Regions from separate parts of the Mus musculus genome. Here region 2 is linked to region 1. Evidence: chromatin loops called from intact Hi-C (ENCODE). Cell type or tissue: left cerebral cortex. All regions are shown on one strand. Each heading gives the region's core, and the rest is flanking DNA. Links, peaks and the distances in the headings are about the cores only.

Region 1 (5,375 bases), core at 296-5,295:
TCTTATCTCTTGCTTCTCTCTTGCTCTTCCGTTCCCCATTCCCTTCCATTACCCATCTCTCTGAGTGCTCATGGCCATGGGCCAGCCTCTACTTCTCTTCTCTTTCTCTTCCTCTCTCTCTCTTTCTCTCTCTCTCTCTCTATCTCTCTGCTACTCTCTTAACTCTCCTCCCCATACCTTGAATAAACTCTATTCTATACTATACCCTCGTGTAGCTGGTCCCTTAGGGGAAAAGGATGCCTCTGCATGGGGCCACTGAGACACCCCCTGCCCCCCATGCCTCACCACACCCCCATAGAATATACCCCCTTTTTCTTTATCTTTTTATAAACACATCAAAGGGGACTTGTTTCCCCAGATAATTTCAAGACAGGAGCACAACGGAGATGGGAATTGCTGGTCCAGGAGTTGTTTGTGTGTGTGGCTGCCTGTTGCAGTGAGAGATGGTAAGGCAGGAAGTAGGGGAAGTAGTATAGCTGACACTCATAACTGCCATTCCCCTGCACCAGCAAAGGCAGGTTGGGGATGACTTTCTGCACAGAACTGTACTCTTGTCTCTAAAGAAACGTAACAAATAACTCAGGGAGAAAAGGATGCAGACTTAGACGGAAACAAATCCACTTACAACAGTGAGAGGGGGTCAGGAAACAACACAAATCATGCAGAAAAATCAGCCAAGGTCTTCAGGCTTGAACATGAAATGTTAACTAAGATCAATTACCAAAAAAGACTCTTGCCTGAGGAGCCAACAAAAGTAGACTGTTGAAACAAACTGACTTAGCAAACAGAGGTAAGGTTAAACTTATTGTCTTTAGAGCTGCTGAGAAAAAGAAATATCCATTAGAGGAAGAAGGGAAGGTCATGATGCAAGAGATCTGCTGTGGTCATCATAGCTGCGTGGAGGATGAACTGAACTGGGGTGAGGGAAAGTAATGTGAGGGTGCAAAGAAAGGCGGCAGTCTCCAGGCTAAGGGGGCAGGGTAGGGGTAGAAGACATCAAATCTTCCTGCATTTGACTTTGGGCTTCCAGCCTTCAGAATTATGGCGTTTTGTTACACCAGCCCTAAATGATGCTTTAAACTTATATAGTAAAACTATCTCCATCAGAAACAGCCAGAGAAAAACTATCAGTAACCTTTCAAAAAGCACTAATAAATATTGATGCTTTGGGCTTAGAGGGCTCACAGAAACTGAAACTGCATCCACAGCTTGTATGAGACTGTGCTAGATCAGTGCTCTCAGCAAATGTCTAGCTTAAGAAGTGATGAGGCAAGCCGGGCGTGGTGGCACATGCCTTTAATCCCAGCACTTGGGAGGCAGAAGCAGGCGGATTTCTGAGTTCGAGGCCAGCCTGGTCTACAGAGTGAGTTCCAGGACAGCCAGGACTATACAGAGAAACCCTGTCTCGAAAAACCAAAAAAAAAAAAAAAAAAAAAAGTGATGAGGCCTGGACAATGCAAGTTGCCTGCATTGCAAGTATCATCGTTTCATCTGAAGTGTGTTTAAGGAGAAATTTCTGCTTTCAAATTCAAAGTGCCGAATCTTTTTCTAGTACCTGCTTGGCTCATTGCTTATATATGTGTGTCTAAACTTCTGCACGTCTGTCTGACTGCTTATCTGTCATGTACCTAATGCCAGAGGAATAATTCTGGAATGATTTCCTATTTAATAGTGTGAAATTGTCACTAAGATTAAGTTTTTTACTGGGTCATCAAGATCTAGTCATTAGGAGGTAGAACCCAGAGGGTCAGCAGAAAGTTTATCTATCTATCTATCTATCTATCTATCTATCTATCTATCCATCCATTCTATTTGAAGAAAGTGGGAGAGTTCTAAGAGCCAAGATTTCACGGTTCATGGGTGTAAACACCAACTCAGACTTCTGACATAGTCGTGGTTTACTGTTAGCATCTAACCCTAAGGGAGATAGATTCCAGTTCCCAAGACCAAAAGGAACGGAGCAAAACAGTTAGATACAGAAACCTGTGAGTTACCAGCTGAGGACATAAGTTTCGGGCGGAATCTTTGTCTTCAGAATCTTTACCATAATCCAGACCTCATACCTCCACCAGGTCTGCGACAGCCAGGGGCACACGAGGGACTCACGGTAACAACTCTCCGTGGGAGGGGACCGGCAACGAAAGACGCAGGACAAAAGAGAGTACCTGACTTGTGGATTTCTCAGGACGGAACTCCAAATCCCTCAACACAAGCTGCATTCTAAGAGTCTACCTCGGTACCAGCGACCAGCTTAGAATCCCCTGCTTCCGCCCACAGAACTTTGTCCTTCAGCTAGCTTACTGAGCATGCGCAGAATCTAGATCACATGCACTTGCTGAGTCCAATTCAAGTTCCAAACTCAAGAAGATGGGCGTTCCTCAGCGTAGGGCGGAGTCTCTGAGACTAAAACGTGTACGATTGGTCCGCCTCGGGGTCCACTTTCTTCAGTGGGCAGAGCCTCGCCTGGAGCCACAGCTGGGAAACAGTTCTCCTAATTTGGGAAGTGTCAGGCCGGGAGGGGCGTGGGGTTGGCCGGATTTTGTGTGCGCCTGCGCGATCGCTGGGACAGGGTGTGTTCCTGCTGCGGGATCCTGTTTTCGGCTGATCCAGTTCATCGCTCTCCACCCGAGTTTCCCTTGCAGGTCCCTAATCACACCCACCAGGTGTTGCTCGCTGCGGTGAGTGTGCGGGGTCCAAGTCCTCCATTAAGGACTCCATGGTGATACCCATTCTCCCCTAGGCAGCCCTGGAGAATTCAGCCTGGGCCTCTGCTCCTTTCCTGCCTTAACCTGCCCCACAACCCCCAGGCTCCCATTTTTGCCATCATCCACGTGCTTTGTTGTCCTTTGCTACAGAACATGTCCAAGTCACTGAAGAAGCTGGTGGAGGAGAGCAGGGAGAAGAACCAGCCGGAAGTGGACATGAGTGACAGGGGTATCTCCAGTATGTTGGATGTCAACGGCTTGTGTAAGTTCTCTTGGACAGTTGCTAAGTTTGTAAGTAACTGCTCTCTTGGGAGGCGAGTTTCGGAAGCCTGCCATTCCACCTTTGCTCGTCACTTGGTCACTTGTCAGGAGCTTGCAAACCACAGTTAGTTCTGCTGGGACTGGTGAACCAGATGAGAACGTCACACGAGGTGTGCTGCAGTTCCTTCTCAGCGGGTGAGGGAGCTTCATAGCTTTGAAGTCCATCTTCCATGTAGTGTCCCAAGTAGCCATTTTTGTTTGTAATTTGGAAGTCACGTTTTACTCTATGAATCATGAGCTGGTGGTACTCAAAAATTACATGCATAGTAAGAATTCTTGTGCCAGTAGTATTTTCAACATTTTCCTTCATTACGTATTCCTGGGTCATTCTCCCATTTGTGTTCAGGCATTGCTCAATCTTGTGATCCAAGCTCAGCACCCGTTTAATCAGGGTGTTGCTTTCAGCTGTGAACTTATATGACTCTTACTTTATTGTTTTTTTCTCATCTGTAAAACCAGACAGGGAACTCAGTACAAGTGGGAATGGTCATAAACTCCATTGCCTGTGCCCTTCTCATGGGCATCTCCTCTTCTCCACATGGAGACGGTTATCCCCATGTGTAAATGCTGCATCACTATCGCCAGATTTTGTGTTGAGAATTCTAGTGTCCACTTTTTCATGATCTTTAAATTCTGCAAACTAATTCTGGTCTTTGAAAACACTTTTTAAGTAAGTCACCACGCTTCTGTAGGTTCCTGTGACTTCATTTGGATCCTCTGAGAGCTTAACTGTTGAGAGTGGTACCCCCACATTCCTCAGCGGGACATACAAGGTCTGATTCTGATCATAAACCGATCCCTTCCATGCATTCATTCCAAGCGATGTTGAATAAGCTCCACTGAGTGACCCTGAGCAGCCAGATCTTCCTGACTTGCAAGTCTGTTGTCTCCTTATCTATATGCCTTTCCACCTGACGTCCCTTAACTTAACTGCCAAGAGTCAGCTCAGACATCATAGCCTATGAAAAACGTTCTCTTTCTATCTTCCTGTGTGAACCCACCTTTCTACAAGGCACAGATTGCATAGCCTTTAATTAATTAATTTTTTAAAAAAGATTTATTTATTTCATATGTGAGTACACGGTTGCTCTCCTCAGAGACACCACAAGAGGGCTTCCATTACAGATGGTTGTGAGCCACCATGTGGTTGCTGGGAATTGAACTCAGGACTTCTGGAAGACCAGCCAGTGATCCTAACCGCTGAGCCATTTCTCCAGTCCAATTAATTTATTTTTAATCCAGTAGACTCTCTTCCTCATTCGAATACCAAGAGAATATGCAATGCCATGCTTGTGTTCTTGAGAATAGTGTCTGGAACACAGTCGGCACTCTAAATGTTGATAGGAGTCAGAGTAGGATGTTAGAACATCAACCAGAGGGGAGCTGTACAGAGACCTTAAAGTCAGTGGATAGCTTCCTAGGCATGAAGACTCTTGTCTGTTCTTGGAGTACAGGCTGGGATGGATGTTGACACATTAAGGCCAAAGTGGACTGCAGACATCTAGCTATCATGAAGAGTCCTGCTTTGACATACCCTTAGCATCTTGATAACTTCTTGGTTTGGGTGACATGTGTTGGTCTCTTGCAGTAAGAATGGGTTTGTGGTGATTTTTGACACTGAAGTGTCTGCCGAGGATCTAGACACTCCCATTGCTTTGGCTTTATTTCGGTTTCCACTGCTGTAAAGGAAGAAGAGGCTAAACAGAGAGCAGGGGACCAGGTGCATCTGCGCCCTGAACAGCACCTAGTTCTCTGCCTGCTGCATGCCTCCCTATGGGCTGAAGCCTGAGCCCACAGTGGTCTGAGCCATTTGTATCATTCTGGAAGATGAAGACCCATGTAATATTAACAAATGACAAGAGTAGCTCTGCTATTTCAGTTCAGCTCCATTATCTCTTTGAAGCCTTGGCTCTTACTACAGGGGAAAAGATAGCCACTTGCTTCCTGAAGGGGAAAAAAAACTGCTTCTGGTCTAATACTGGGGGATAAAAAGCAAGGTCATTTCTGTAGTTGCTCAAACCAGAAACCAAGAGACAACATTGGTATTTCTTGGAAAGATCAGCGGAAGTTTAAAAATCTCACTCCCTCTGCTGGTGTTGGCTTAAGGAAGGGCTGGGTGTATTGAGTCCTTGCTGTCAGGACTCCTAAGAACCTGGAAGACTGTAGAGTGTTCACTGGAAGCCTGACCCTAAACTGGCTTTATCAGCCACTCACTGGATTGGAGCTCAGTGGTGGAGCGTTTGTGTAGAACATGTGCAGTTCTGGGGTTCATCTCAAACACAACACAAATAAATTTAAAACAGCAATCAGTTGGCATCCAATGTGGGTGCTATATGATAAAATTACCTC
Region 2 (5,375 bases), core at 177-5,176, 270 kb before region 1:
CTTAAGTCCAATTGATATTGGTTGGCTATTTTCACAGGGTTTAGGCCACCATTGTACTAACATAACTTTCAGAGAGAACAGCAGTGTATATCAAAGGGTCTGTGACTAGGATGGTGTTTACATTTCTCCTTTGGTAGCTAGCATGCAGAGTAACTTCCTAGACCAAAGAGGTTAGCATGCTGAGGCTTTATGTAGGAACCAACTTAACTTCTTCATGTTCAATGAGTTGTGCAGGTATTGTCTTCAGCAATTCGGACTTGCTGTTGGTTTGTGGAGAGCAACTTATAGTTTTAGCAACAGCTTGGGTTGTTTGAGAGTTTGAGAGTCAGTGACTTGTTCAGTCATCCTCAGAGAAAGCTTTCACCTGTAGCAGATGGGAATAAAAACAGCGACACAGAGCCAGACATTCTGTAGAGAGCACTGGAATGCTCAGTCATAAATGGTATGTCTCCATCAAATCCCTTCCCTAAGGGCTCAGGGAACCCCATGGAGGAGGAGATGGGAAGAGTGTAAGAGCCAGAGGGAATGGAGGACAACCAAGAAACGAAGGCCCTTTAAATCAATGTGATCAACACATATTGAACTCAAAAAGACTGAGGCAGCATGCACAGGCCTGCACCGTGTGGGGCCCTAGAGCTGCAAGGAGAACTGGGCACATCCCATCCCTAATTCAGAACAATATCTGGTTGATAACCTCCTGCAAATGAAGATTTGTTTTCCTCCAAGGGAATCTCACTGGGGAAACAAACTACTCTTAAGAGTAGGCCGTGGGCCCAGCAGTTGATGGCCAACAGGAAATGAACTCAATAGCATCATTGGAGAGTCTTTGTCTTATAATGTTGTGCCAGGGCTCCTCCTCCTTCAATTTTTAACTTATGTTTTATTTTATTTTATTTTATTTTATTTTATTTTATTTTATTTTATTTATATATTTTCTTCTCTCTTTTTACCCTACTGCTCTTTGCATTTATTATTATGGTTTCCAGTTAAGTGTTTTTATGAGTGTGCAAATGGGTTTTCCATTTCTTGGGCCTTTTCTTGTCTCCCGTCGCCCCCCCCCGCCCCCCCCCCCCCGTTTGCTTTGCTCAATACCGATGTGTTAGTTTTTGTTGTCTTGTTTTATTTCATTGTTATAGAAGCCCATTTGTTTTCTAATGAGAGACAGAAACTGGGTGGATCTTGATGGGGTGGGGAGGAGCTAGGGGTACTTCAGTAAAGGAGGAGGAATTGCAATCAGGATATATTATGTGAAGAAGAAAATCTGTTTTCAATAAAAAGAAACAGCATGTGTCGGGGTAAATAGGATGAGTCCTATTTTCATTTATAGCAGGCATCCTCCCTATTATGAATGGGCTCAGAGGGATCGGCTTTAAGTACTTGTAATTCTGGAGCTTTCTTTAGGAAAGAGCCTGGTAGGACTTAACTTCTTACTCTCGCACAGGCACACCAGAGAGCATATAGATATGTGCCCAAGATTCCTCAAAGAATTGCTTGATCAGGTCAGACTTTAAAAGAACAAAAGGAACCTGCAGTTAAAAACAAACAAACAAAAAAACCAAAACCAAACAAACAAAAAGACTGTGTTCTAATCAGTAATTTACTTCAAAGCCAAGGGTGGTTTCAGCTCTCTACTCAAGGCCTCAGAAAACACAAAACAAGGAGGAAAAAGCACAAATCAGGCTAAGGAGCGGCAGTCTCTCACTTGGGAGGCCTTATTAATAGTTTGTCTGTCCTTTGTCCCCTTCCTAGCCCTGCTAGCCCCCGGGCTCCAAACTGTGATCTTAATCTGCAGCTAGAGGAACAGGGGGTTGGGGGAACTGAAAAGCCGCGGAACCAGAAGCGAAGGGAACGGAGCGGACATGGGGGAGTAAGAGACGCAGAGAACCGGTAGGCCTAGTTTCCAGGCCGCGGTCGCGGTTGCGAGAGGATGGAACCTCTGCGTGTCCTGGAGCTGTACAGTGGCATTGGTGGCATGCACCACGCGCTGCGAGGTGAGCGGACAGACAGCTTCTCTTGGATTCACTTGGGGCCGCAGGTTCCGGCTCTCGCGCCGCGGAGGGGCGGGGCGGCGGGGCGGTGGGGCGGGACCTGGTGCGGTCGACCTCGGTTGCCCTGGAAACCACTTTAGTGAGCCTCCCTGGTCCGCCCCTCCAGGCTGAGACTCCCCTACTCTGGCCCCAATCCTTGGAGCCTAAGCAGGCCGGCTCCCCATGGTACTGTTTGTGAGGCTGCATTCGTGTGCAGCCAAATGAACCTAAGTTGCTTCAGACAAAGTTAAGGCAAGGGCGAGCCCTTTGCCCAAAGCCAAGATCCAAATTCTAGACTGGCTGTCACTGGGCTTGGAGGAAGTCACGAAAGCGGGCGGGGGTGGGTTGGAGCAGGGGGATAACTGCAGTTCAAGATAGAAATGTACAAGTATTAGTGTGAAGGGGGAGAATTAAAAACAGTAATGTGCTTGACACACTGTAGCAGCTTAGAAATTAGTTTGCTGTCACTTAGGTTTGGAAGCTTCGTAATTTCTTTGGTCTCTACCCACTTTTGTGATAACTCAGAAATATTTACTTGGTGAACTCCATTGACCAGTACTGTATTTTAGGCACTTGGGATATGAAGTGACAGTGGGTGTGCGGGCGCGTGTTTGTGTGTGTGTGTGTGTGTCTGTGCACATGTGCAAGCACGTCTGTCCTGAAGTTGCTAAGACTAAGACAAATGCAAAAAGGAAACTTTGCTTCTCTTTTTATTAACTAGAGTAACAAGAAGCTAAGTGGAGCAAGATTTTTGTATTCCTTCACTCTTGAAAGTCCCTAAGTTCTAGCCTTTACTTTTACTTTTGCTTCTGTTGCCTCTCAGAGATTGCAAATTCAAACTTTTCTACGATAGCTTTTTTTTTTTTTTTAACCTGCCTTATGTTAGTTAATATATGACCTGTTAAGAAATACTTTCCCTGTTATCCAAAGTAACTTTCTGGTTACCGAAAGCTCCCTACATCTTCGGTTTGAGGTTTGCTTATAGAAGAGGTCTTAATCATATTAATTAATAACAATTAATATTTAATTATTAATCTTTTTTAGTGTTTGTATGTTAGATAAACTTTGGTTTTAAATTTATCTGTAAGGAAGTAGTACATCCTGGTGTTTTTCTTTATTTATGCAGCTAATAAAGATTAATAACAGTGACAGCTGGCTTTACCTTTTATTAAGGGCATCTACATGTCAGGACCTGTTCTGAGTCTGTAATAAGCTAGCTTGGTGGTAGAGCCAGAAGCCTAACCTAGATCTGTCTAGCAGATCTCTTAGCCACACTTCGTTACTACCATTGGTCCCATTCACTAACTTAGATGAAGAGCAGTAGTAAGAATATTGGCTGCTAATTTGTCCACTTCTAGATAATATTTGCAATGGAATATTTTATTGTTGTAAATGTGTGTATACACATATATACACACTATAAAATGTGTCATTTTGTGTTTCAGTGTACAGTTAATCAACAGCAAGTGTGCTTACGAAGTCATACAATTGTAAACATTATTAGTTTTCAAACATTTTCATCATCACAGACAGAAGCATTGCACCCACTTAAAAATATTTTAGCGCCTCTCTTCCTGAAGATATTAAAGCCTCTATTCTACTTTGGTCTTATCTCTTCTAGGTACCTCATAAGTAGAATAATCTGTTCTTTGATGTCTAGCTTAACAATTTACACAATGTTTACAAAGTTCATCTGTGCTGTAGAATGTGTCAATGCCTCATTCCTTTTTATGGCTGAATAATATATTGCTGTATAGATAACAGTATTGTCTATTTATTCATTGTTACTAGATAAAGATTTTCAACCTGCTTGCTATTGTGAATAATCTCTCTCTGAATATTGGCCTATAAGTATCTGTTTGGATTCTTGCTTTGTATTCTCTTGGGTATATGCTTAAGAATGGGCAAACTCTGAGAGTGCAGAGATGGCTCAGCTGTAAGGAGCACTGGCTGCTCTTCCAGAGTCCTGAGTTCAATTCCCAGCAACCACATGGTGGCTCACAACCATCTGTAATGGCATCTGATGCCCTCTTCTGGTGTGTCTGAAAACAGTAATAGTGTACTCATATACATAAAGTAAGAAAATAAATCATAAAAAATGGTCAAACTCCAAACATTTTCTGTTTCATTATCTTCTATAAAATGAGGACACAATAATATATCAAAAGGGAGTGGTAAGAGTATGCATTACAAAAAAACCAAAACCAAACAAACAAAAAAAAGCTGGGCGGTGGTGGCACAAGCTTTTAATCCCAGTACTCGGGAGGCAGAGGCAGGCGGATTTCTGAGTTCGAGGCCAGCCTGGTCTACAGAGTGAGTTCCAGGACAGCCAGAGCTACACAGAGAAACCCTGTCTCAAAAAAACGAAACAAAAAAAGAGTATGCATTAAATTAAATTAAAAAATATTTATAGGTCCAGGAGTGGGCCAGAGCACTTGTTCTTTAAGTCAGAGGGCATGGACCTGAATTTAAACCCAAGCACACATGTCAGACTCTAGGCATAGTTACATGTACTGCAGTTTAAACCCAAGGACCCATGTAAGACTCTAGGCATAGTTACATGTACTGCAGTTTAAACCCAAGCACCCATGTAAGACTCTAGACATAGTTACATGTACTGCAGCCATAGCATTGTAGAGGTAGACTCTGAGAGCTCACTGCTCAGATGGAAATGGTGTCTACCTCTTTAGGGGACCTTGTCTCAAAGCATTAACACAGAGAGTAATGGAGGAGGACACCCAGCATCCTGTTGTGGTCTCTGTGTGCATGGACACATGTATGCACTTATTGTTATAAATTGTAAAGCTATAGAAAGTTATTATATATTGTTTAAAATAACCTTTGGAAGAAATTGATAAATGTTTGAAGCTGCCTGGCCTTCAAGTGCTGTCAGTTTCTTTGAGAGATAAAAGCCTGCCTTTATTTTGAAGTCAGATGAGTGATGGTTGACTCATAATGCTTGTGTGAAAATTTGAAAGTTATTTAGCATTTCTAAGTGTACATGCCTTATCTGTGAGATGGACATGCATTGTAAGAGTTAAGAAAAAGATGAAGGAAGTATAATTATATTAAGTAATATCCTCTTTTTTTTTCCTAGTTAACTGGTTTCACTTTAATCTTTCTCAGTGATTAAAAATCAGGTAATAATTATGCTAACTTTATAACATTTATAGTGTAGTGGTTGAAATTCTACGTTAATATCAATGAAAGGTATATGCTTCCAAAAAGAATGAACTGTTAAGCAAACTGGACTCAGAATGACACATTCAAACAGGATTTTCATGTTAGTTTGGGAGATCTTTATGAATGATGCCATGTATTATCTATGCCATATGTGTATATGTATAT

What was found. Peaks named below come from ENCODE experiments on the same cell type or tissue, not always from the same donor. Only the 100,000 strongest peaks of a DNase experiment are listed, where the experiment ranks them.
Region 2: it touches region 1 in a loop (7-fold over the local background); 3 of 42 quality-filtered maps call a loop at or near these places.

Annotation. Positions count from the first base shown.
Region 1 is chr2:13,268,503-13,273,877 of GRCm38, reverse strand. It overlaps Rsu1 (Ras suppressor protein 1), which reads left to right and starts at 2,463. Exons shown (of 9, transcript NM_009105.4): 1 at 2,463-2,678; 2 at 2,856-2,967. The coding sequence starts at 2,859. Gm13270 (a long non-coding RNA gene) reads right to left here and starts at 2,301. Exons shown (of 3, transcript XR_865976.2): 1 at 2,166-2,301. In left cerebral cortex, for the core only: a CTCF peak has its summit at 4,136 (motif pointing right); a DNase peak (open chromatin) is centred at 2,396; H3K4me3 peaks cover 1,629 bases; H3K27ac peaks cover 762 bases.
Region 2 is chr2:13,541,185-13,546,559 of GRCm38, reverse strand. Trdmt1 (tRNA aspartic acid methyltransferase 1) reads left to right here and starts at 1,896. Exons shown (of 11, transcript NM_010067.4): 1 at 1,896-1,991. The coding sequence starts at 1,928. In left cerebral cortex, for the core only: a CTCF peak has its summit at 4,055 (motif pointing left); DNase peaks (open chromatin) are centred at 1,387, 1,883, 2,079 and 2,540; H3K4me3 peaks cover 1,623 bases; H3K27ac peaks cover 1,544 bases.